Linked DNA regions of Homo sapiens: regions 2 and 3 are each linked to region 1. A link is a loop called in an ENCODE intact Hi-C map of the cell type or tissue named here. Cell type or tissue: PC-3. All regions are shown on one strand.

Evidence for each region. A loop is a pair of places that touch in the nucleus more often than their neighbours do. Peaks named below come from ENCODE experiments on the same cell type or tissue, not always from the same donor. Only the 100,000 strongest peaks of a DNase experiment are listed, where the experiment ranks them.
Region 2: it touches region 1 in a loop (5-fold over the local background); 3 of 110 quality-filtered maps call a loop at or near these places.
Region 3: it touches region 1 in a loop (2.2-fold over the local background); 2 of 110 quality-filtered maps call a loop at or near these places.

Annotation. Positions count from the first base shown.
Region 1 is chr3:30,967,324-30,975,323 of GRCh38, forward strand. No RefSeq gene overlaps it. Among named protein-coding and RNA genes, the nearest start is that of GADL1, 77 kb to the left of the region's middle. In PC-3, a CTCF peak has its summit at 3,077 (motif pointing right); a DNase peak (open chromatin) is centred at 3,058.
Region 2 is chr3:30,765,396-30,773,395 of GRCh38, forward strand. All of the region lies in intron 14 of GADL1 (glutamate decarboxylase like 1), which reads right to left. Among named protein-coding and RNA genes, the nearest start is that of GADL1, 130 kb to the right of the region's middle. In PC-3, CTCF peaks have their summits at 3,516 (motif pointing right) and 3,716; DNase peaks (open chromatin) are centred at 3,496 and 5,176; H3K27ac peaks cover 1,270 bases.
Region 3 is chr3:31,103,124-31,111,123 of GRCh38, forward strand. No RefSeq gene overlaps it. Among named protein-coding and RNA genes, the nearest start is that of MIR466, 55 kb to the right of the region's middle. In PC-3, CTCF peaks have their summits at 3,302 (motif pointing right) and 3,514; DNase peaks (open chromatin) are centred at 2,098, 2,478 and 3,268; H3K4me3 peaks cover 440 bases; H3K27ac peaks cover 2,366 bases.

The DNA.
Region 1 (8,000 bases):
TCACAAAAGAGGGGGATTGTGGACTAAAATATACAGTTGAAGAAATCTCACAGAAAAGTGAAAGCAAGAAGATTAAGGAGAAAAGAATAGAAAACTAGAAAATCCAGAAATCCAAATATTTTAATAATAAGTGCTTAAGAAAAAGATGTCAGGAAAATTAGAGGAGTAAAAGAAATAATTAAAAGCTTTTTCTGAAGTATATGTGTTTCCATTTGAAAGTGCACATTGAATGTTCAATAAAATAAGGGAGAAAAATTCACACAAGATATATTATCATGAAATATCAGAACACCAGAGAGACAAAATAAAATTTCCAGAATGAAAAGAAGTATTCCCAAAGCAATACTGAAAGATATAATTCAAAATTATCTTACAAAATGTGAAGAAAAACAATATTCAGCCTAGAATTCCCTACTCAGCCATACTAGCAATCGAATAGGATGGAATAATCATTTTCAGACATAAAGTGACCAAAATATTTACCTACCATGCACTCTTTCCCAGAAAACTACTGAAAGACGTTGACCATTAAAGTGATGGAATAAACCAAGAAAGAAGAAGATGGGAGGGCTGGGAAACACAAGATCCAACACTGGAAGAGTAAAAAATTCTCAGGATAAGGACAGAGGGAAGTCTCTGGATGTCAGGTGTGCAGCAGATCTAGAGCAACCAGTCAAGATTGTCAGAGGAGGATAGAGTGTTCCAGAATAGATGGAATTAAGCCAAGATGTTAGAATTGATGAATAAAATTATCCTGAGAGAGCCTTTAAGTTTCTAGCAAAGAAAGTTTAGATCCATAGAATACTTTGCAATTAATAAAATTATAGCAGCTATTTTCTTTAATGAAAAACCTAAAAATTTGTATGAGAAAGGCTATATAATGCAGGATAATTCATGGCTACACTATGAACAACATTTGCAAAGCTATAACAATATGTAAAAGGTTAATTTAACCAGAAATTGTGATGTAACCATATTAGGAAGATGGGAGAGGGGAGTTTAGGGAATATATAATAACTTTAACAATAAGCATGCTTAGAAATGGAGGTAAATATGAGGAAAAAGAGCTACAAAAATTCAGAACAGTTTCCCCTAGGGAGTGGGACTCCTGAAAGGAGATAGGTGCTGTACATTCCCATTGGTGTTTTTCCTGATAAACATTGTAGTAGTGCCATTTGACTTTTAGAACTATGACACCTATTATTATGATAAAAGAAAAAAATTAGGCATGTATGCAGAAGCAAATAAAACAAAATAGTTTTATTTGCCCCTTTATCGAAGACAGCTTCTAGCCAGCATTTCAAAAGATTGGGGGGAAAAGGCCAGGCGTGGTGGCTCATGCCTGTAATCTCAACACTTTGGGAGGCTGAAGTAGGGGGATCATGTGGTCAGGAGTTCGAGACCAGCCTGACCAATATGGGGAAACCTCATCTCTACTAAAAATACAAAAATTAGCCAGGCGCAGTGGCACCTGCCTGTAATCCCAACTACTCGGGAGGCTGAGGCAGGGGAATCGCTTGAACCCGGGAGGTGGAGGTTGCAGTGAGCCGAGATTGCACCACTGCACTCCAGCCTAGGCGACAGAGCAAGACTCCATCTCAAAAAAAAAAAAAAAAAAAAAAAAGATTTGGAAGAAAAAAAGAAGGAAAATAATAAGAAAGTGTCAACCTACTGTTTAAATACAGCCTCTACATTCTTGTACTCAGACTCCACATGCATTTCAGAAAAGCTTTATTGAAGCAGAAAAATACCCAAGAAGAGGTTCATGTTAATCCAGGATTGAAACGGCTGCGTGATAAGGGAACCACTTTTGCCAACAAGCTGCTCTTCCCATTACCCTAAAGCAGAGCTAGTTATGAGATAAGACTTTCTGTCTGGGGTCAGGCACGGTGGCTCACACCTGTAATCCCAACATTTGGGGAGGCTAAGGTGGGCAGATTACCTGAGGTCAGGTGTTCAAGATGAGCCCAGCCAACTTGGCAAAACTCCATCTCTACTAAAAACACAAAAATTAGCCAGGTGTGGGTGGTGCATGCTTGTAGTCCCAGCTACTCAGGCAGAGGTGGGAGGATTGCTTGAACCCAGGAGGCTGAGGTTGCAGTGAGCTGAGGTCGAACCACTGCACTCCAGCCTGGGCAACAGATGGAGACTCTGTCTCAAAGACTTTCTGTCTGAGAAAATCAAGACTGAAAAGAACATTGTCAAAATTTAATGTTATGAAATCTTCATAGAACAGTTGACCATAAGGAATAAACGTTGTGTAGAAGGAGTAGAGAAAGGAACAGGCAATGAGGGCATCCCTTAAACCCTTCCCTCATCTTTTCAAATAGAAAAAGTATTTTGTAACAGAGACAAATGTGATAAGGCAGTAAGGAGTACAGTTAATAAGCTCCATGAATTACAAAGCTAGTTCAGTGTAAACATCTGAAATATGTCAAGAAGCACGCCATTGGTGAACCACTGATACAAACGATATGGATCAATCTCAAAAAATGTGATGTTGAGTGAAAGAAGCCAGTACATGATGTATTCATTCATTTTGCCACTCTTCTTTAAACTATACATATATGATTAATATACTTTTATAGTATGATATATCTCCCAACGTAAACAATTCTGGAGGTTCACTCCTGCAATATTTCTAGAATATAGTGTTTTTACCTAAAAATACTGGTATCTATGGAGTAGGTCATTAATGTTTGCTGAAAACCTAGTATACTTTTGCTACTTTATACATATCACTATACATAATACTGAAAGTAACACTGAATTATTTGTCATTGATATAAATTAAAGATTAGAACATTAAGGCTCAGAGAGATGAAATAACCTTGCCCAAAACCTAGACATGCACGCAGATCTATTTGACTCCAGGGCTGCTTCTCTTTTGATACTGCCAGATTGTGAGTCATTCTGTTCTTTTATTTTAAGGGCATTTCTAAGAGGAAACCAAGGATTATTTGGAGTTGTGTACAAAACAATTTCAGGGAAGGGCAGTTAAAACTCTTCTCTCCCAGGAGATGGTTGGTATCCTTTTTGCCACACAACTTTTGTCCCTGCAGAGGGCACCTGAGGGCCTACTTCAACACAGCTCTTCTGCCATCTTTCACTCTTCTGAATAATTACGTGTGCTGATGTTCTGAGAAAGTGCCATCCTAGAAATTAACTTCATCAATAATACGAAAACATTTTTCTTTCCTGGTGGGAAATTAAATGAGAAAACAACTGATCAATGACTAGGAAAAGCCAAAAATTAACAAAACTTGAAAGCGATGGCTGAAACTGCTGGATGTGTTAGATGAATTATGTAGAATATTCCTAATGAGATGCACTAGGATCTGACTCTTGCCAAAGAAAGTAAACAGAACCTTGGTGATTTATTTAAAAATTGTTTAAATTCACTTGATCAATGGCTGAGGCTCCAGAGGTGACACGACCTCCCCAACATTGCTCTTCTTTCTGGAGAAAAAATAAATTAATGAAAGAGAGATAACTAAAGTTCCATTTCTGATCACAAAAAATTGCCTCACTTTGATTCTTTAGGAAATCTCTTTAGGTTGGATAAATGGCAGAATATAGAATCTTCCCTCTTCCCAGCCAGTTTCATTTTTAAAAGCATCAAAATGAAGCCTCCAGAAGGGAGATAAGTGCTGCTGCAGACAGCTGCAAACAATTAATTCTTAAAAACAAAACTGAAAACAGACTAATTAATTTACAAAGTGTGCAGGGTGTGTCAAGAGTGCAGTAAAAATCCATCCCACTTAGTGTCCACCCGTATTTCGGTAAAACAGAGCATTTGCAAAGTGCTATATATTAAATTATAAGGCAAAACTATGGTGCATAATTCTCAGATGCCCGCATATATCTCTCTAATAAGAACAGTTTACCTAAAACCATTTATAATGTAATAAATTTCTTAATATTGAATTGGTAAACATCTGCATAGCCCATGCTACCAGGACTGTATCTGTGAAATTCTTAGTAAGCTGGTTGGCTCAAACCAGGGTGGTAGCAAAAGACGTTCTGAGGAGGTAAAAGTGTGGATCCATTTTCAAGATAGAACCAACAGGATTTTCTCACAGATTGAGGTAGGTCATGAGAAAGAGATGACTCAAGGATTTTTGACTTGAGCAAATAGATTATGAAGCTTCTGTAAAGCGAGATGAAAATTATGGGTGCAGCAAATTCATGGGGACAGGGAAGCTCAGTTTCGACATGTTGATTTTGAAATATCCACCAAAGCTCTAAGTAGAGAGCTAGAGTAGACGGTCGAATGTATCAAGAAAGAGCTGGGGAGAAAGACAATAATTATTGTGTGCACACTTGGTTGCAGGGACTTTATATTCATTACCTCATTTAATTCCACAGAAGTTTATGTGTTAGCTATTCTACCTGTTTTGTTTTATATTGTTTAATAAAAAAAAGTATTGAGTATCAAAGAATTTGAATAACTTGGTAAAGGCCCTACAGCTGATAGATGGAGAAGCTGGAATTCAAATTCAGGTCATCTGATGCCAAACCAAAGTCTATGCTTTTGTTTTTGCTAACCATGCACCCCAGGAAAATGCCCTTTGCATTTCTTTACACTTTGGAGAAGTGAATATTTCACCTACTTTTATTAATTAGAATGTAGGTTGCATGTTCTAGAGACTCCAAACAATAGTGGTTTAAATAAAACCATTGAAGCGATTGCTCTTTTACATAAGACTGGAGACAGGCAATGATGGACTGTTGTGGCAGCTCTGCTGCAGGGCTCATTTTGGGACCCGGGCTCCCGCTATTTTCTTGCATCACCATATCCATGATAGTTTTCTTCTCTGAACAGATCAGAATAGTTGACTGTCAGGGTTACAATCCAGGCAATAGGATAGAGGAAGGGAGAAAGAAGAGCCCAATCTGAAAGTTGCACACATCATTTCCACTCATATCCTATTGGCCAAAACCTTTGGCCTAGCTTCAAAGCAATCTGGGAAATATTATCTTTACTTTGAACATCCAAATGTCCAACTAAAAATCAGGATTTCTAATACTTTGAAAGAAAAGAGGAAAATAGATGTCAGAGAACAGCAAGCGTTGTTTACTACTTTAGTACAAGGTGGGCCAAATCTCTTAATGTCTTCAGATGAATGCTTATGAGATAAGTTCATTTGATACAGATTTTAACTTGGAAAAAATGATTAAGATTTCAATTAATGTGTGAACCTGAAAAAATGCCAATTATTTCATATAAGATAAAAGGAAACACAGTTTTCAAAGGATGGAGACAAAGTGAGTTTGTTAACTGTGTTTATACTATTGCTATATGGAGCCACCACTTCAGCTAGTAACAAAAACACTTGTCATTCTTGGCCAGGGTGAGTCTTGAATGACAAGAGTTTTGAATTATCAGATGTTTCCAGTAGTGCGTCTGTCACATAAACTGTGACCACCCAATAATTCTAATTTTCCTTTCCATGATCCAATATTCAGACAGTTTTGTTTTTTTTTTTCTTAGAGCAAAGCAGATCTTGTCAAAATAGCTACTATTCAAAACAGGCTGCCAGTTTTAGGAAGATAGGGTCAAAGAAAACAAGATCTCCTCTCCTCTCTGCTTCTATTATTAAGTAGAATAACAATGAGAGTAATGACAATGAGGAATGAGAGAAAATATTTAAATGTAAGTCCCAAATTTGCATTTCTAGCTCAGACTTCTAGCCTAAACTGAACTCCAAATTCATATATAAAATTATCTCCACTTTGAAGTCTAGTAGATACAATTTCAAAATGTCTAAAACTGAATTCTTACTATATTGACACCATGCACACACTACCCATCTCAGTTGATGGCAGCTGCATCTTTCCAGTTACACTATCCCTCCATAGTTCAACAGTTTAGGTTGATTCTTCTCATTTTCTCGTATCTACATCCAATTTTCTAGAAAAGCCTTTTGGTTCCACCTACATACACATAATCTGATGACTCCCTCACTGCATTCACTACTGCTATCATGGAACCAACCGTCATCTCCTCTCTTGCCTGGATTATTGCAGTATCCTCCTGTGCTATCTCTACTCCCTGTAGTCTACCCTCAGCAAAGCAGCCAGGATGAAGCTTTTAAAATATGACTCAGATTATGTTCTTCCTCTGCTTAAAAGTCTCCAGTGGTTTTGCATATGCCCTGTAGCAGTGTCCAGAGTCTTCCTAGTGGTCTTCAAGGCCTGTGGGATCCGCTCTGCTACCACTATCCCCCCACTCACTCAGCTGAATCCACACGGGCCTCCCAGCAGTTCCTGGAACAGGCAAGCATTTCTGCTTCGGGGCACTTGCTCTTGCAGCCCTGCCTGAAATGCCCTTTCCTCCCATCGTCCCCTTAGCTCACTTTCTCACCTCCTTACGCCTTTGCCCATATCTCACCTGAGAAGTGAGGGCTCCCTCCGTCCCCTGTTTAATACCTCAACTACTCCCGTAATCCAGTATCTAGATTCCATTTCTCATATTCTTTTTTTTCATAGTGCTCATTATCTGTATTAATTTGCCATGTGTATTCTTTCTCCATGTGCATTTAGAATACCAGCCCCAAGTGGACAGGGATCTCTGCCTTGTTCATTACCACACGCCAAAGCCTAGAACAGGTTACTGATGGCACTCACTCAGCTCCCAACACACATTTGTTGGCTAAATATCTTTTTCAATTTATAAAGAAAAGAGATTTAATTGGCTCACGTTTCTGCAGGAAGCATGGCTGGGAGGCCTCAGAAAACTTACAATCATGGCAGAAGGCAAACAGGAAGGAGGCACGTCTGACATTAGTTTATTAAGTCAAACAGATAAATTTCACCCTATGGACCCTCTCAGTTTTGAGAACAGCAGTGCTACACTGCCAAGAATTCATGCTAAAACAAACCATAAACCTGACCTACGTCCCTAGTCTGCTGACTTTGCCCAAAATCTAAGCTCTTGCATTAGACTTTAAGTCCAAATGATATCATCATGGATTTTAGAAGAAAACATATATTGCCTTTGATTTTTATTTTTAAGGTGATAGTAATAAAGACCAGGCAGTATGAACACTGAATGCAGTGAACTTTGCTTGCACTTGCTGGAATACCCTAAACCAGCCTATTGGTTTTCCTATGTAGTTTCTGTAATTGTAGAGCAGTTGGAACAGGGCTCCGGCAAGTTACCAGCTTACCTATGCCTCAGTAAATCACTGAGCCTTAGTTTCCTGATTTGTAAAACAGGGGACACTCACAGCCTTGTAGGAGGGCTAAATGAGTATATAAACAAAAATTGCCAGGCACATAGTAAAAGTGCTATTTATTACCAGCTTGGATTTTACATCTATATCACTAAGCTAGCATTACAATAGAAATTAAAATCTGAATATCTGGGTTAAGAAAAGAAAACAGATGATGAAAATGAGGGTAGGAAAATCAAACAGGTTTGAATAAGCCAAGTTAACTTTTATCTTAATGTTTAAATACAAGATACTTCAAATGTAGGAAAGTAATACTTACACTAGCAGTATTACAGCCAGGTATTTTATTTTGAGGAGGTTTCCTTAAGTTCCTAAGTCCCTTAAGTTCTCCTCATTCTCATTCTCCTTTCTCTGGTGAATTTAGTGTGCAACCTACCAGCATATGTTTTATCCTTTTACTATATAGAAGCATTATACCTTTAGTACACGTACTACATGCCTATATAAACAATATAGTGATGTTTTGTTATTACATTTGTATGTTTCTGCTGCTACTCCATATGAAAAGGTATTATAATGTAAATATTAATCTTTTTTCTTAACATCAAATGTTGGTGATATATTCATCCTGGTTGACATAGCTTTAGTTCTGTATGGCAGGAGTCAGCATACTTTTTCTGCAGAGGGCTGAACAGTAAAGGACCAGTACTGTAGGCTTTGCAGGCCACACGGTCTCTATTGCATCTACTTGACTCTCTGGTTATGGTGTAGAACAGCAGCCACAGGTAACGTATAAATGCGTGAATGGGGCTGTATTCCAGT
Region 2 (8,000 bases), 200 kb before region 1:
GGAAGCCACAATAAGCATATAAGTTGCCCAAATGAAGTTCATGCCTTATTTTGCTGAATGAATCAATAAATTATTTTCTATGCATCTACTATGTGATAACATTGTGAAAACATACAAGGACAATCAACCCCATTATTAAACATTCAGTACCAGGGCTTGCTTCATGGGTGTGCAACCTGTGCAGCTGAACAAGGCCCTGCCCTCAGAAGGGCATGCTTGGTTTAATGCTCAGCTGTCAGCATCTTAAAACTCTGGGTAATTTTGAAACAAGGAGCCCCACATTTTTATTTTGCATGAGTTTTTGTACTAGCCAGGCTTGGAAGGGTTGAAACTCAAATATGACCCTAATGTGACACATTGTCCCCACCTTCATCTCCCCTGCAATCTACTGTATCATAGGGGAATTGTAATGCATCATCCCTATGCTTAAAATTCATCAGCCATTTTCTCCTATGCATTGCATAATTTGTCTGTTTCTCTCGCCTCTAGCTTGACATAATCTTTCCCAACTCCCCTCCCAAATATTGCTTTATTATCGTAACTGGCAAGACGGGAAGAAAATGTGTCATAAGAGTATATGAAAAGGGGTACTCATGCTCAGGTGCCAGGAAATAAGTCTTGGGAAAGCTGAGAGGCTGACCTTCTAATTTTAAATTGGAGTCAGACATAAAAATTGACTGTATTGGTTAAATGATATTGGTTAAAAGTTATAAATGGCTTACAAAAGACTGCATCATTCCCCATTCAGAGGAAGAAACAAGTATATATCTGAGGCCTCCAGGAGGAAATTGAACATGGGGCACCAAGAATGAAGAGGTGGTAGAATATAGGCACAAGGCATCAGGGATGAAAGCAGAGAGAAAATACTAGGAGGTAGGAATGCTAAATTCACTCTCATTAACCCTGAGCATCAGGGATGTCTTGAAGATGTGCAACCAGCACAGTCACACAAGCTCCTGAGCTGACAAGGGGCCCCATGCTTGGTAATGCTCTACTGTGGCCATCTTGAAATTTTTAGTAGTTTCTGGAAAAGGAACCCCACATTTACTTCACATCAGGCTCTGCAAATTATGTAGCCTGTCCCACTTAGCACTATGTGAAGTGGTTTACATGTACTATCCTATTTAGTCCCTGAAAATCCATAACATATCATTACTGTGATTTTTTTTCTCTTAATGAGGAAACAGGTATGGAGTGGTAATGTACTGTACCAAAAGGCACACCACAAAGATGAAGCCAGAACTTTCATCCAGGTTTTTCTGACTGCCAAGCCAGTGTGTTTTTGATGACAGTGATAGGCTGGCTTTCCAAGTAAAGACAGGAGAGAGCAGGTGGCTCAGTCAGCTAGACTGCAGGGGACATAAATAGGATTAGCAGAGGACAAGGTAAGAAGGTTGAGTAAATCAGATCACTGTAGTCCCTGAATGATCATAGACTTTCCTATGGGACAAGGGGGGAAACATGAGTGACATATTGAGAGTTGGACTTTAGGAAGTCTATTATTGTGATAGTGTTAAGGTATTTTGTTAAGCAAACAAAAAGGCATGGAGAAGATATCTGGGGCTCATATAGTCCTTCAAATATGAGGTAACAGGATGAATAATAATGAAAGCTAATGTTTATCAAGCATTTACTCTGTGCCAGGCACTATTCTAAGCACTTTGGTATAATGCTTAAATACTGTAATCCCCATCAAAGTTCTGTGAGGTGCAGGTAGTTTTTAAATATCCTCCTGTTATTGATGGAAAAAATGAAAAGGAAAGCAAGTTTCAGTAACTTGTTCATGGTCATGCAGCCAGTGAGTGGCAGAGGCATTATTTACTTCAGAATCAGTGATTTAATCTTCAATAAGAATATTTAAAAGATGCCCTTTTTAACTTAAAGAGTTCTAAAACATATAAAAATGAAAAATATTAAAGAATGCTATTTTACAAAAGATCCAGGAGGATAGAGTATTAGCAGATTTGAGAACCTATCGTAAAGGAAAGCCATTTAAATCCTTTGGTTCTTGGCACAAAAACAGAAACGCAGATCAATAGAACAGATTGGAAAACTGAAATAGTTTTTAAAATTGTAACATAAGACCCCATAATAAAGTGTTAGGAGGAATTAATTAGAAAAACTTGATAATACTTTGAGGAAATGATCAGGTTAGATTCATACTTTGCATGATACACTAAAATAACTTCTACATGGATTAAGGATTTAAATACAAAAAATTGAATGACAGTAAAGCCAGCAGGAGATGGAATAGAATATCAGGTTTATAAGAAAACAGTAACTTCAGCTTTGAAGCAGTGGAATAAATTATGAAGGAAAAGATTGACAGATTTGAATACATAAAAAATTTAAAACTTGCTGTTTTTTCATCGTACAGAAGACTAAATACAAAGGATATTATTACTGAAGGCCATATTTGCATTCCATGCTACAAAGACAGCTTTAAAACCCAAACCATGTTACCCTTATTCAAATTTATAAGGAAAAACATCAGATCTCAAAATATAAATACTTAAAATATGAAAAAAATGAATACACTGACAATCAGTAAAGAGAAATTGTTCAGCCTACCAACAATTAATAAATATGTGCAAAATAAACTTGAGATAGGATTTTTTACCTTCTAAATAACTCCCCATACCCCCCCCCCCCTTATCCTTATAACACCCAATGTTAGTTAGATTGAAGCTTGTGTACTCATTCCTTACTGCTGGCATTGCAAATGTATACAGACTTCTTAAAAATTAGTAATACAAAGCTAATCAGGCTCAAAGCTGCATGAGTTTTTTCAGGCAGCAATTACATTTTGAGCACTTTATCGTCTGGAAATAATAGCAAAAGCAGATGTGAGCAAAAGATGTTCATCTGTTATTGTTTACAATAGCAAAACCCTGGAAACCTAAATGCCCCAAATTGAGAATGGTTTTATAAATTATGAGAAGGGACTACTTGTTATAGAGGGCAAGCCATTTGAAGATTTTTATTTTCAGGAGTTTGGTCCAAAGGGATGAGGAAAGAGACAGTGAAGTAGCTTGAGGGGAAAACATTAAGGAAAAATTGTCATTTATTTCATTGAAGCCTTGGACATATTTATCAATTGAGGGGGAACAAGATATTAGAGGAAATAAGAATGAAATTTTGAGAAGGAGAAGAGGGGGAGAGAGAAGGGGTGGGGAGGGGGAGGAGAGGCGGAGAAGGAAGAGTGGCGAGACTGGAGGTGCAAAGACCTCTGAGGCACAAAGAAGCCTCAAAGGCAAATGTGGAAAAGTTTGCTTTGGAGAAGGGATGTGACTTCCTCTGAGATAAAGATGAAGAAAGAAACATTTGAAGTGAAGAGAAGGAACAATTTGATCTCTGAGAATTTGACTTAGGTGAGTCTTTCTTGGTCTGGCAGAACCGGATACCCTGACACCTGTGATGCTGTAACTCTATAACATTTTCACAGCATTTGTTCACTCCGCATTTAGTGTGTCATTTTCCAGCTGTGAACGAAAACATGAGCAAAAGTGCCACCAGGGGGCAGGCTGGGCACTGGCAAAAGCACTTCAAAGAGACCATGGAAAAAGTCTTTTCCTTTCAGCCCAGGGGTCTATTCTTTGTTTTTGCAACAACAAACTGCATCAAGTCCAGAGCATTTTCCTTAATGGTTGTGTTGTGGGTATGGATTTTGCTCCATGAACTCAAGTGTGCAAGAAATGTCACAGTACTGTACTTTATTTTCTCTAAATAAAATTAAATTCAACTGCAAGCCACCATCCTAGGCAAGGCTGAAAGTCACTCAGTCATTATTACAGCTCCCACAGCCCCAAAGCATTCTGTAGAGATGAGGATCTTATTCAGTGCTCGTATTTAGGTCATCGGTCCATCCAGCGACTAGTGAAATACTTATGACCTGAACCAACATGATGTCTTGGTACATGGTGACAGTGCTGTATCCTTATCTGTTAGGATAGGGGCAGAAGTTCCAATGTCTGGAACGTATGCACACACGCACACACACACACCCAGATACCTCCTTAGGTTACGCAAAGAGGGAAGCTGAGGATGATTCCTATCTGTAGAAATTGTCTCCTGTACCCTCTTCTGGCTTGAGGGAAATTCCTCCTGCTTCCCCCCTGTGCCTGCCTCTTTGTCTCCTCTATGGTCTAATCATGGGCCAGCTTAGGCTACAAAGAACATCTAGGAAGATAGACATCTTCAGAACACACAAACTTCAGGAGAGGCATTGAAGCCCAGAGGCCCCATCTAGTTCTTGGAATCCGGAAAGGAGAAAACACAAGATCAAAATGCACCCACACCCATATGTCTAAACTGTGTTGCCACATTTGCCACAAGGTCACCGTCCTTAAAACACCCACTACTTGACAGATCTGACAGTATGAGACCGTTATCTTCTAGTAGATGAGAGAGCTCAAGCATCCCTCAGTCGATAGTGGGCCAATCCCAGAACTGCTGCCATGGAGGAGCAAAGATGAAGGGACAAACTCTCATCTCAAGGAGCTTCCAGTGACACACAGGTAATCAAGGACTGACGAATTTAGGTAAGATATTACACATTTCTAAATCACTTACCAATATTGAAAACATTAAAAACAAAGGGTTCACGTAATCATCTGTGTATTATCTAGCTTCTCTTAAAAATAAGACCCGGCAACCCTGGCCTGCATTCCTGCATGGCAGTCATGATTAGGAGCTGAGTAGAGGTTGTTCCCTTTAGCTGGGACCAATATACTTCAGTGTATCACAGTCCCCATCACTCCCTACTATGTTATGCTCAGGCTCCTCTCATTTATGCTACTTGTCTAGCTTCTATACGTACTTGGGTTTGCAACTCGACTGAGTAAACCAAATAAAATCAGAGACACAGTGGTAAGTGGCCTATAAGCATTAATTAAGCTTCTGCCTTTCCTCGATGTTCACTCTGATATACTTGGGAATTCAGAATTATTTCACGTAGACCTTACACGAACAGACGCTAAAGAAACAGACTTAAATGATAAACTTGGCTCATGTGCAAATGTTACACAGAAAGCCAGTGGCACTCCGTACAGAGAATAGTATACTCATGCCTCATGTATGTGTGCAGAACAATAGATGTTCATGAAATGCAGATTTAGCTGTGTTCCTTGGCCTCATCTCCCATGACTGTCATCGAGGGTGCCCAGTGGATCAGTAGGTCACAAGTGAACAAGTGTTTACTGTTAGCTGTGGGTGGCCACTCCCACAAAAATTCCTGAGAACTGGTCTCATCCTAACCTCAGGCCCATGAGCTCAGAGAACTGGTCTCATCCTGACCTCAGGCCCGTGAGCTCAGCCTCAGCCTGCAGAAATGCCAGCTTCATTCTTTATTTTAATTTTCAAGAGATAGGCTAAACTCAGAACTTATGCCACAATAAATTAGAACAATCCAACAGAAACAAGAGAAGAGAGGCTGTTAAGCTCAAGGAAAGAAAAAAAAATTTATAATGAGGACATCTGTACTTATCTGGCTTTTCTGGAGAGTTCAAGTTACTATCCACAAAACACATCTATGAAAATGTTTAGACCACAAAACAATATATTAATCAGCAAATAAGCAAAGTAATAACAAATTTTATGCGTTGAAAGATGCTATTAAATACAAAGGAAAACTCATCATGAACTTCCCGTTAAACATGCGCATACAACAAGAATTTTATTGGAACTTTTTGTTGGTTGGAATTGTATAAATCCAGTGGAGTATATTTAGAAAGACAATAATTAACTAGAAAAGAGATTGAGCATAAAAGCGAGAAAAGCACTGAGTATTCCCTGCCCTTCAGCTGAAGGAACACTCCAGCTTCTTCAGCTGATTGCTGAAGCTGGCCATAATTATCAGAAGTACCTAAGTGGCTTCTTGACCCTTAGTTGCAGAATGGCATAAGAACAAAACTGATAACCATTAGAATGCATGACAAATTGTACATAATATCTCTACCTGACAGAATACTTAAAACAACATTTTATCTTAGGTTTTAATGGTTTGGGGAAAGAGCATACGGTATCTACAAAATTCAGGACATTCATTAGTTAAGCATTCTTGAAATCTACAATGCCAGCCACTATCCAAGTAAGGGGAGCCTCTTAAGTCACATTTAGAGCTATTTTCTTTAAAAGGCACTTTGATATTAGACTCTTTAAACATAAATTTTAAAGTACAGCTTGAAAGCGAGTGATAACTACTAGGAAACAGGATTTTTGAAGGATATACTATAAATTCTGTAGCATAAGGTTTAAAAAAGAACCTCATCTTTGAACATTTTTTAAAGTGCTGCACCTTTAAAGACACAGGTGCTTTTAGTTCACAGTCCAAAAATGAGTGACTGAATATACTAATGTCAAAGACAATGACAAAATCAGAGTTCTGAAAAATACACAGCTTTCAATTAATTTGTGAACATGTGTGCATGTGTGTATGCATATCTACAAGTCCCTAAGAGATCAGGAGACGTTATACACAGGATTGCTGTTATTTCTAGCCGCTCCTAAGTCCAGATATTAGACATGCAAAAAGACATTCAGGAAATAAATGGGGCAAGGAAAGAGATACTGAAGCCCTCCCTAAAATCCAAAGCAGCAGCCTGTGTAGATGTCTTCACTGTGAGGTTTCCACGGAAGCACATCACCCTACTCAGATTATGCAGTCTCATCTTCAAGTGCCGTTAATCAGAAACCTGCCAGGGAGAATACTAAACTCTTTCTAAAGATATCTGGAATATCATCAAGTTTTATCACCAAACAATAAAACAAACCCGTCAAGTAGATTTTAAGATTTATTTCTCCTCTACTATTAAGGAGAAAGGAGCCTGTTATAAATGACTAACATTAGTCACAAATCTGCAGGTCAGCAAATGGAAAAAATTGAAATAACCATACATGAATACGAAAAGACAGCTTGTTAATTACTTTTAAGAACGTAAATTGTGTTGGCATAGTGTACTTATTTATGAAATATTGACAAAATAAGAAATATTCTACATCAGAATACTGAGTAATGATGGGGCAAAACAAACTAGTGGAATTTTCAATTACATTCTCTGGGGTCTAACATTTCCCATCTTATCTTTGCATTCTATCCTCAACTTTCTCATCCTCAATATCTGACCACTATAAGGCAGCTTCAGAAGAAGCAAAGATACAAACTTATTTCAGGAAGTTACTTTAGAAAGCAAAGTGTATAGGGCTGGGTGCGGTGGCTCATGTCTGTAATCCAAGCACTTTGGGGGGCTGAGGTGGGTGAATCATGAGGTCAGGAGTTTGAGACCAGCCTGGCCAACATGGTGAAACCCCATCTCTACTAAAAATACAAAACATTATCAGGGCATAGTGGTGAGCAGCTGTAATCCCAGCAACTTGGGAGGCTGAGGCAGGAGAATCGGTTGAACCCAGGAGGTGGAGGTTGCAGTGAGCCAAGATTGTGCCACTGCACTCCAGCCCAGGTGACAGAGTGAGACTCTGTCTTAACAAAACAAAAGCGAAGTGTAACTCTACCACAATGCCCGAAGCTTTCAGGGAAACCTAGGAAGCCTATTGAAGATCACTAGGAACCACCACTAGCAATGCGTCTAAACTTAAAACCAATGCAGATACTGTGTGTTAGGAAGGAGGGGAGAGATAGGGAGGAATGACATATTGGACACAATACCTGGGAACACATCATGAGAAAATAGTTTGCAAACTAATTAATTATTGTATAATCATGATCCTTAGAGTGGTACAATAAGAAAAGATTAAAACATTTTAATATTTAAAACCTTAAAATTCATCCTTATAAAAACTTTGTTGTTAAATCTACATGCTATATTTCTAAGGTAATACATGTAGATAATTTTTAAATGGTAAAAACGTACCATATTGGGATTAATGCTTATTTTTTTCTGGCCCTTGGGGGAATACATGGTTAAAACCTGGATAACTTTTTGTCTAGATAAAGCACTCAAGGAAATCTGGCTTCATTGGATCAATTACTCCACTAAGGTATC
Region 3 (8,000 bases), 140 kb after region 1:
GCGAAAGAACAGGTGGATGAGTGGTGAGTGAATGGGTAGAGGATTGAACGGATAGTGAGTAAATGGGGAATGGGTTGATGTGTGGTGAATGAATGAGTAGATAAAGCTGTTGAATGCAACACCATTCATTTACTCAATCATTCCTCCTCAGGCTCCCTGGAAGCAAAAAGTATACCTTGCAGGGAAGGAATGGCTAGTATGCTAACATCTTTAGGCAGGGATCCCTGAGTAATAAGTATATGGGAGTAGGTAAAGCTCACAGGAGGAATGTTAATTTGCTTCACTCATTTACCACACCTGCCTGGCCCCTAGAGGCGATTGAATGGGCAACCCTTCAAGAAGGCAGTGGTTATGCCTTCAAGCATTCACCTAGAAGCAGATCCTAAAACAAAGATTTGATGAAAATACTTTATTAGGGAAGGAATCTCAGATAGCCCCGTTAGGCAATAAGACAGAGAAAGGAAAGCAATGAATAAAGGTGGTTTTATCAGGCCCCTGTCACTCTGTATCTAATTTTAATCCTGATGGGTAAGTCTGGGAAACTATATAAACCATGCGTCTCAGAGTTATTCCCTGTGTAGAATGAGGGAATGGGGGTATTTATACACCAGCTCTTAGCAGTCATTGTTTAGGGGCTGCAGGGTGTGATGGCAAGTGTGGTCTCCCACTGCCTTGGAGAATACCTTCAGGAAGCAAGATACAGATGCTGGCGGTTGGAAGCCTCAGGAGCAGGCTGAAGATTCAGAGGATAAGGCAGGGAACTGGGCATCTTTTGCAGTTCCTTCACCGCTGTATTAAGCACCTGGCAGATCTTAAGTCCCCCAAATAAATGTAGATAAATGAATGAATAAATGTAAATCCGTGAGTCATTTCATGGGAATGTGGCACTAATGGCCTGATTTCAGGCAGGGAACTAGGCAAGTAGAAGACATCCCTGAGGCAGGATTTCACACATGTATATATAAATAAGTCAGGCACAGCAACCTAAGTGCACTCCTCCTCAGAAACTGCTCCTACAGGAAAATTATTTGATGTTTTCCAAGTACTTTAAAAGAGTCAATTTACTACATAATTAAAACAGCATAATTATTTGTACTTAATACACTGGAGTCAGTGACAATAACAATTATAATAATGTGCTTAGCTGGCACAAGAATTCAACTTCAGGAATATTGTACACATACTAGTTTGTTGCTTCCATTTCTGTTTCTTTATTTTGGCTATCTAAAAATGTCTCCATCACAATTTTGCTGAAGACCATATTCAGGAGAGAAGGTCTGGAGAGGAGATGTAATTACTGTTTTTTTGCATATAACTTATGTCTCCACCTGTGTCATCTCTTTGTACCTGACATGCATGTTCCCATGTGATTAATGTTACCCCAACGGCTGTCAAGTCACATTTTCCTCTTTTCAATAAAAACTCCTAGCATTCCCATAAGGTTTTACAATTTCCTGGGCACTGTCCCTTTAGAGATGCTTGTGTGGGTCTTATGACAACCCTGGAAGAGACTCATATGTAGGTGTTACTACAATAAAATCCTGTAATGGGAAATAAGTGGGCCCCAAAAAAGTAATTGCATAAAACATGGGATTGCATTATTGTGAAGTTAATGAATACATACATCTTTTATTTGTTTTTGCAGTTACCTTATGGAAAAAAAAAGTTTTTATTTATTAGATGTGTAGGAATTTAGCTTTATTATAAATAAAATATTCGTTGAACTTAAATTCCTCCACTGAGTGAAGATCAGTCCTAAAACCCAGTTGCATTACACCTAGGATGGCCAGAAAAATCCCAGCAATATCCCATTTACTTGCAAAAATGTCCCAGTAAGGATAATAAATTTAATAGCCACTCTAGCTATAGCTGACTTAACATTATCATGATTAACTTTTCAATAATATTTAACTGTATTTTTCCATTTTTCAAGAAACTGATGAGAAAACTGAGACTCAGGAAGTTAAATTGTGTTCCCAAGAAGACGCCATAATTATTTGCTCAAAACTAAAGCTAAAAGCCAAAACTAGTTTTCTATCCAGCCTGGTGGTTTAGCTACCTCCTGGCATACTGCCTTTTCATTCAGACTGACAATAATTATTCATCACTCAGCAAATATTGACCTTCACATAATAAAATCATTGTTATCATTTGACCCTACTAACTTCTAGTCCTTGTTCTTACAGATATTCTATTTTAATGTATTTGTAGTATTAGCATAGATAGTTTTAATCTACATTCTCATTCAACATTATACTACACTATCAATTAGAATTAGGAGTGATTCATACAAGGTAGAATTTTTTTCTTTTAAATGAGAGAAGTCTGGAGGTATGCAATTTAGAATGTTACGGTGGTTCACAGTCATCAAAGACTGAGGCTCTTCTTTTTCTCCTTCACCATCCTAGAGCTTAGCTTCCAGCCCAAAGATGCCTTATGACTCAAAGATGGCCACTGAAGTTGCGGTTTTCACATGTGTGAAGTTGGAAGCAAGAAGGAAGGAGGAAAGGGCAAAAGGAGTATATGTCTCAGCTGAGTCAGTTCCTTTTAATCAGATTTCTCAGAAATCTGATTCAGCATTTCATCCCACTGGCCAAAACTTAGTCACACTGACACACTTAGCAATTAAGAAATCTTAAAAATGTATTATTTTAGTTGAGGTTATTTGTTGCCTCAATAAAATTAGGATTGTGTTTTCATAGAATAAAGGAAAAATCAGTCAATCATTTTCACAAGAATGCTTCACAAGAAACCATGCCAAAACTCAGTGAATTACAACAGCAAGCATTTCTTTCTCATTTGTGTGTTTTAGATCAATCAGGGATCACAGATTGAGGATGGTGTCAGCTAGGCTGACTTTTTTTTTTTTTTGATAAGGGGTACAAGTGCAATTTTGTTACATGGATACATTGTGTAGTGGTGAAGTTTGTTTTCAGTGTATCTATCACCTGAATAATATACGTTGTACCCATTAAGTAATTTCTCATCATCCACCCCTCTCCGACCCCTTCACCCTTCTGAGTCTCCAGTGTCTACCACTCTACACTCTATGTCCATGGGTACACATTATTTAGCTCCCACTTACAAGTGAGAACATGCAGTCTTTGTCTTTCTGTTTCTGAGTTGTTTCACTTAAGATAATGGCCTCCAGTTCTACTCATGGCTGCAAAATACACGATTTCATTCTTTTTTATGTAGACTTGACTGCAGGCTAGGACTTCAATTCACTCTACTTCACCTGACTCATTCTTCTGGCACAAGAGGGCTCCCTGGGGCAAGTTCTTCCAGGATAATAGCAGATGTGCAGCGCAATAGAGCAAGCCCAGTCATGCTAGAATATTTCAAGCCTTGACACAATCTATGTCCAGTAAGATCTTATGTCCAAAGCAAACTATATGGACAATCCCAAGTTAGAAAGGCAAGGAAATGCATCTTGACCATGAGGAGACCACAGCAAAGGAGGTGAGGTATGCTTGCTGTGTACACCTCCTATAGGAGAGTGTTGGGATCAATAATTCTATCTGCCACAGTAAGCAGGCCATAATTTTCTATTATAACATTCTCTTTCTTCCCTCGCCTCTAACTACCTCCTGCCTATCTTGTTCTTCCCTGTATACAGTTCCAAGATGGATAGTTACTAAGCTGTAAAAACTCATAGGCCCACCCAAGACTGTCCCCATAACAAGCTTGATAATATTCTTGGAGAATCTGATATATGATCCCAAGAGTTAGGAGTGTGGAGGGAAGGGGAGAATAGTGCCTGATTCTGCCTGGAGAGGTCAAAAAGTAGGAACCTGCTGTGGGCTCTCACATTCACAAAGTGAAAAGAGAGGCTAGGGTGGAAGTGGGTCTGTACACTGCAGTCTAGTGAGGAAGCCTGCATATGTTCCATGGTACTATTAGATGCCTTGGAATAAAGCCAGCCTCCAGCTTTCTTGAAACCCCAGTGAGGGTTTCACTAAGAAAGAGAAACTGCAGAAGTATACCAAAAGCGAAAACAAGATAAGGGAAACTCACAAAAGATCAACAGAGTATGCATCACCTATGTCAGTGACTAGGGTGGTACAGTGAAGAGAATTACTATATTGCCTAACTCAAGGGATGCCAATCATATCACTGTCCTATGGAGTTAGCAATACACAATCTACGTGGCCTTAATCATAAGTCCTCACAGTGCATAGTGTATACATTTCTCTGAAATTCATCCTCTATTAATACAACAAAGACATACTTCCATATCAATAGGTTTGAACCTGTTTCTTAGGAGGTTATATAGTGCCCTATGGTATAGATTTACCAAAATATATATAATTCCTCCCTTAATAAAGAGCATTTATGTTGTTTCCTAACTTTATTGCTACAAACAATACTTCAAAAGATTCTTGTACATATATCTATTATTATGTCATACACAAAAATAAATTCTGATGAATAAAAACTTACAAATAAATGTAAAAGAAAAATAGAAAATATTAGAAAAATATAAGATCATGCTTTTATACTTTGGGATTTGGGTATCCTTAGTAAATGTAACACAAAATAATCCCCCGTATAGAACTTCTATATGGATAAACCTAATGCAGAGTTTAAAGACAAATATACTTGAAGCTAATCTTTGCAATGCATATTATAGACTAATGGCCAAAAGTACATTTTATTTAAATCGCTTCTACGAATTGATTTTTAAATGAATAAATCAATTTAAAAAATGAGCAAAGATGATTTGATAATTCACACAAGAAGAAATACAAATGGAAAACAAGACACTTGGTCCATTAGTGAATATGAAAATGCAAGTAAAAACAACAATAAAATATAACTTTTAACAAATTTTCAAAACTTAAAAGTATTGGTAATATATATTGTTGGTGGGAATTTTAATTTTAAAAATAGGAACTCTTCTCCTTACTGAAGGTAGGGGACATTAGTACAATTTTTTGCAGGTCAACTTAGCGCTATTTACCAAGATATTATGTAACAACTCAATATTTCATTCCTGGAAATTTATCCTAAAGAAATAGGTCTACTTGCACACAGAAATACACACACATGTACAGACACACACACATGCACCGGCACAGACACGCACACAGACACACACATTTCATATGCAGGATGTTTTGTTAAGCAAAAAAAAAAAAAAAAAAAAAAAAAAAAAAAAAAAAAAAAGAAAAGAAAATGAAAATGACCTAAATGGACATTAAGAAGACAATATTATAGAATATTTTGCAATCATTAAAATAAATGGTGTAGATCTATATGATCTAACTCAGACAAATGTCCACAATATATTTTAGAAGAAAAAAAGGTGTTAAAAATATATGTAGCTTCATTCTGTTTATCTAAAAATACTTCTTTTCATTTTCATTTTTATTTCAATAGTTTTGGGGTACAGGTGGTTTGTGGCTACATGGATAAGTTCTTATGTGGTGATTCCTGAGATTTTAGTCTACCTATCACTCAGACAGTACACACTGTACCGAATAGGTAGTCTTTTATCCCTCACTTCCTCCCAACCTTCCCCTCTGAGTCCCCAAAGCCCAATATATAATTTCTTATGCCTTTCTGCCTCATACCTTAGCTCACACTTATAAGTGAGAACATATGATGTTTGGTTTTCCATTCCTGAATTACTTCACTTAGAATAATGCCCTCCAGCTCCATTCCTTTTTATGGCTGAGTAGTATTCCATGGTGTGGATATATACCACATTTTCTTTATCCACTCATTGGTAGATAGAAGCTTAAGTTGGTTCCATACCTTTGCACTGTGAATTGTGCTTCTATAAACATGTGAGTGTATGAGTCTTTTCATATAATGACTTTTTTCCTTTGGGTAGATGATACCCAGTAGTGAAATTGCTAGATCAAATGGTAAGTTCTTTGAGGAATCTTTATACTGTTTTCCACAGTAGTTGTACTAATTTACATTCCCACCAGCAGTGTAAAAGTGTTCCCTTTTCACCACATCCATGCCAACATCTGTTGTTTTTTGACTTTTTAGTTATGTCCATTCTTGCAGGAGTAGTAAGGTAGTATCTCATTATGGTTTTAATAGTGATGTTGAGCATTTTTTTCACGTTTGTTGGCTGTTTGTATAGCTTCTTTTGAGAATTGTCTATTCATGTCCTTTGCCCACTTTTTGATGGGATTATTTGTTTTTTTTATTGCTGATTTGTTTGACTTTCTTGGAGATTCTGGATTTTAGTCATTTGTTGGATACATAGTTTGTAAATATTTTTTCTCACTCTATGGGTCATCTGTACACTCTGCCAGTTGTTTCTTTTGCTGTGCAAAAGCTTTTGTAGTTTAATTAGGTCCCATTTATTTCTGTTTGTGTTGCATTTGCTTTTGGGGTCTTCATGAAGAATTTTTTGTCTAAGCCAACGTCTACAAGAATTTTTCTGATGTAATCTTCTAGAATTTTAATGGTTTCAGGTCTTAGACTTAAGTCTGATCCCATCTTGAATTGATTTTTATATAAGGTAAGAGATAATGATTCAGTTTGATTCTTCTACGTGTGGCTTACCAGTTTTCCGAGCACCACTTATTGAATAGGGTGTCCTTTCCCCAATTTATGTTTTTGTATGCTTTGTCAAAGATCATTTGGCTATAAATATTCAGCTTTATTTCTAGGTTCTCTATTCTGTCCCATTGGTCTACATGCCTATTTTTATACCAGTACCGTGCTGTTTTGGTATCTATACCCTTGTAGTATAATTTGAAGTCGGGTAATGTGATGCCTCCAGATTTGTTCTTTTTGCTTAGTATTGCTTTGGCTACATGGGCTCTTTTTTGATTCCATACGAATTTTAGGATTGTTTTTTCTAGTTCTGTGAAGAATGATGATGGTATTTTAATGAGAATTGAATTAAATCTGTAGATTGCTTTGGGAAGTGTGGGATTTTTTTTAAAGCATTTGTATAACTGTAGAGAAATTCTAGAAGTCTTTACTCCAAAGTTACTTTTATAGGACAGGGGGGTGTTAGATTGGAAGCTAGAAAATTCTTCTTTCAATTTATCCATTCTTATTCTTTTGAGTTTGTTACAGGAAGCATATATACTTTTATTTTAAAAATAAAGATTTAAAGAAGAGAAATTGCTTTTGTGTCTGACCCCTGCATGCCTGTGCAGGATAAGGTTTCCTTCAGGGTAAGCAGGGGTATGCTGGTGAATCAGCTAGACTGGGGTAGGGGGAAGAAGGGAGCCCTGATTTGTAGTGTTTGTTGATTTCCATGATGCAAATATTCCCACCATGTTCAATTTCAAGTGGCTCACAATATACCTGAATATTTAATATAATAAATGTTCAATACATCAATTTTTAAAATCAGCTGTTGAAGAGAACTAGACTGCCAATGCCCTGAATAAGCAAGTCAAGTGAGAGATTCTGCTCTGGTGGAATGGAAACTCTGCTGGCTGGGACAAGTTTCAACCTAGATGGTTCATAGCACATCTGTCTCTCACCCCAGCTCACTGCTAAGCATTCATGATTCAAAGCGTCTAAGGCTGGTGTAGTCTTACTACAGTTTTTCAAGGTCATTCACTTCACCAACTTTCTAAGAGATGCTTCACCCTTTAGAAGTAGGTCAGGTGGTAGAAGCAATGTCTGCCAGGAAGGATTCTTCATTCATTTCAAGCTCAGGCGGCCTCCAGGCAACTGAATTCTGCAGATGGTGCACACAGAGAGAGAATCTGGGTGAACCTTTTCCTTTACAAAAATATTTCTGCAGATGGTAAGGCTTGAGAGCTATAGTGCGTCTCCCTTTCCCGGTGATGCTCTATACTGAAGCAGTTAACAAGGCACCTGGCAACTCACCCAGCCAAGAACTTGAAGGAATACCTGTCACCAATTTGTTTACAGTCTAATGGCACAGGAATCAAAGCAATATTGTACGGTGAATGCTGTGATGGCCAGGCCTATTTCTAGCATTTGTGGGGGCTATAAAACCTGACTTCATTCTCTTCCCATCCCAGGCTCTACCCACACTTCAAGGGTCC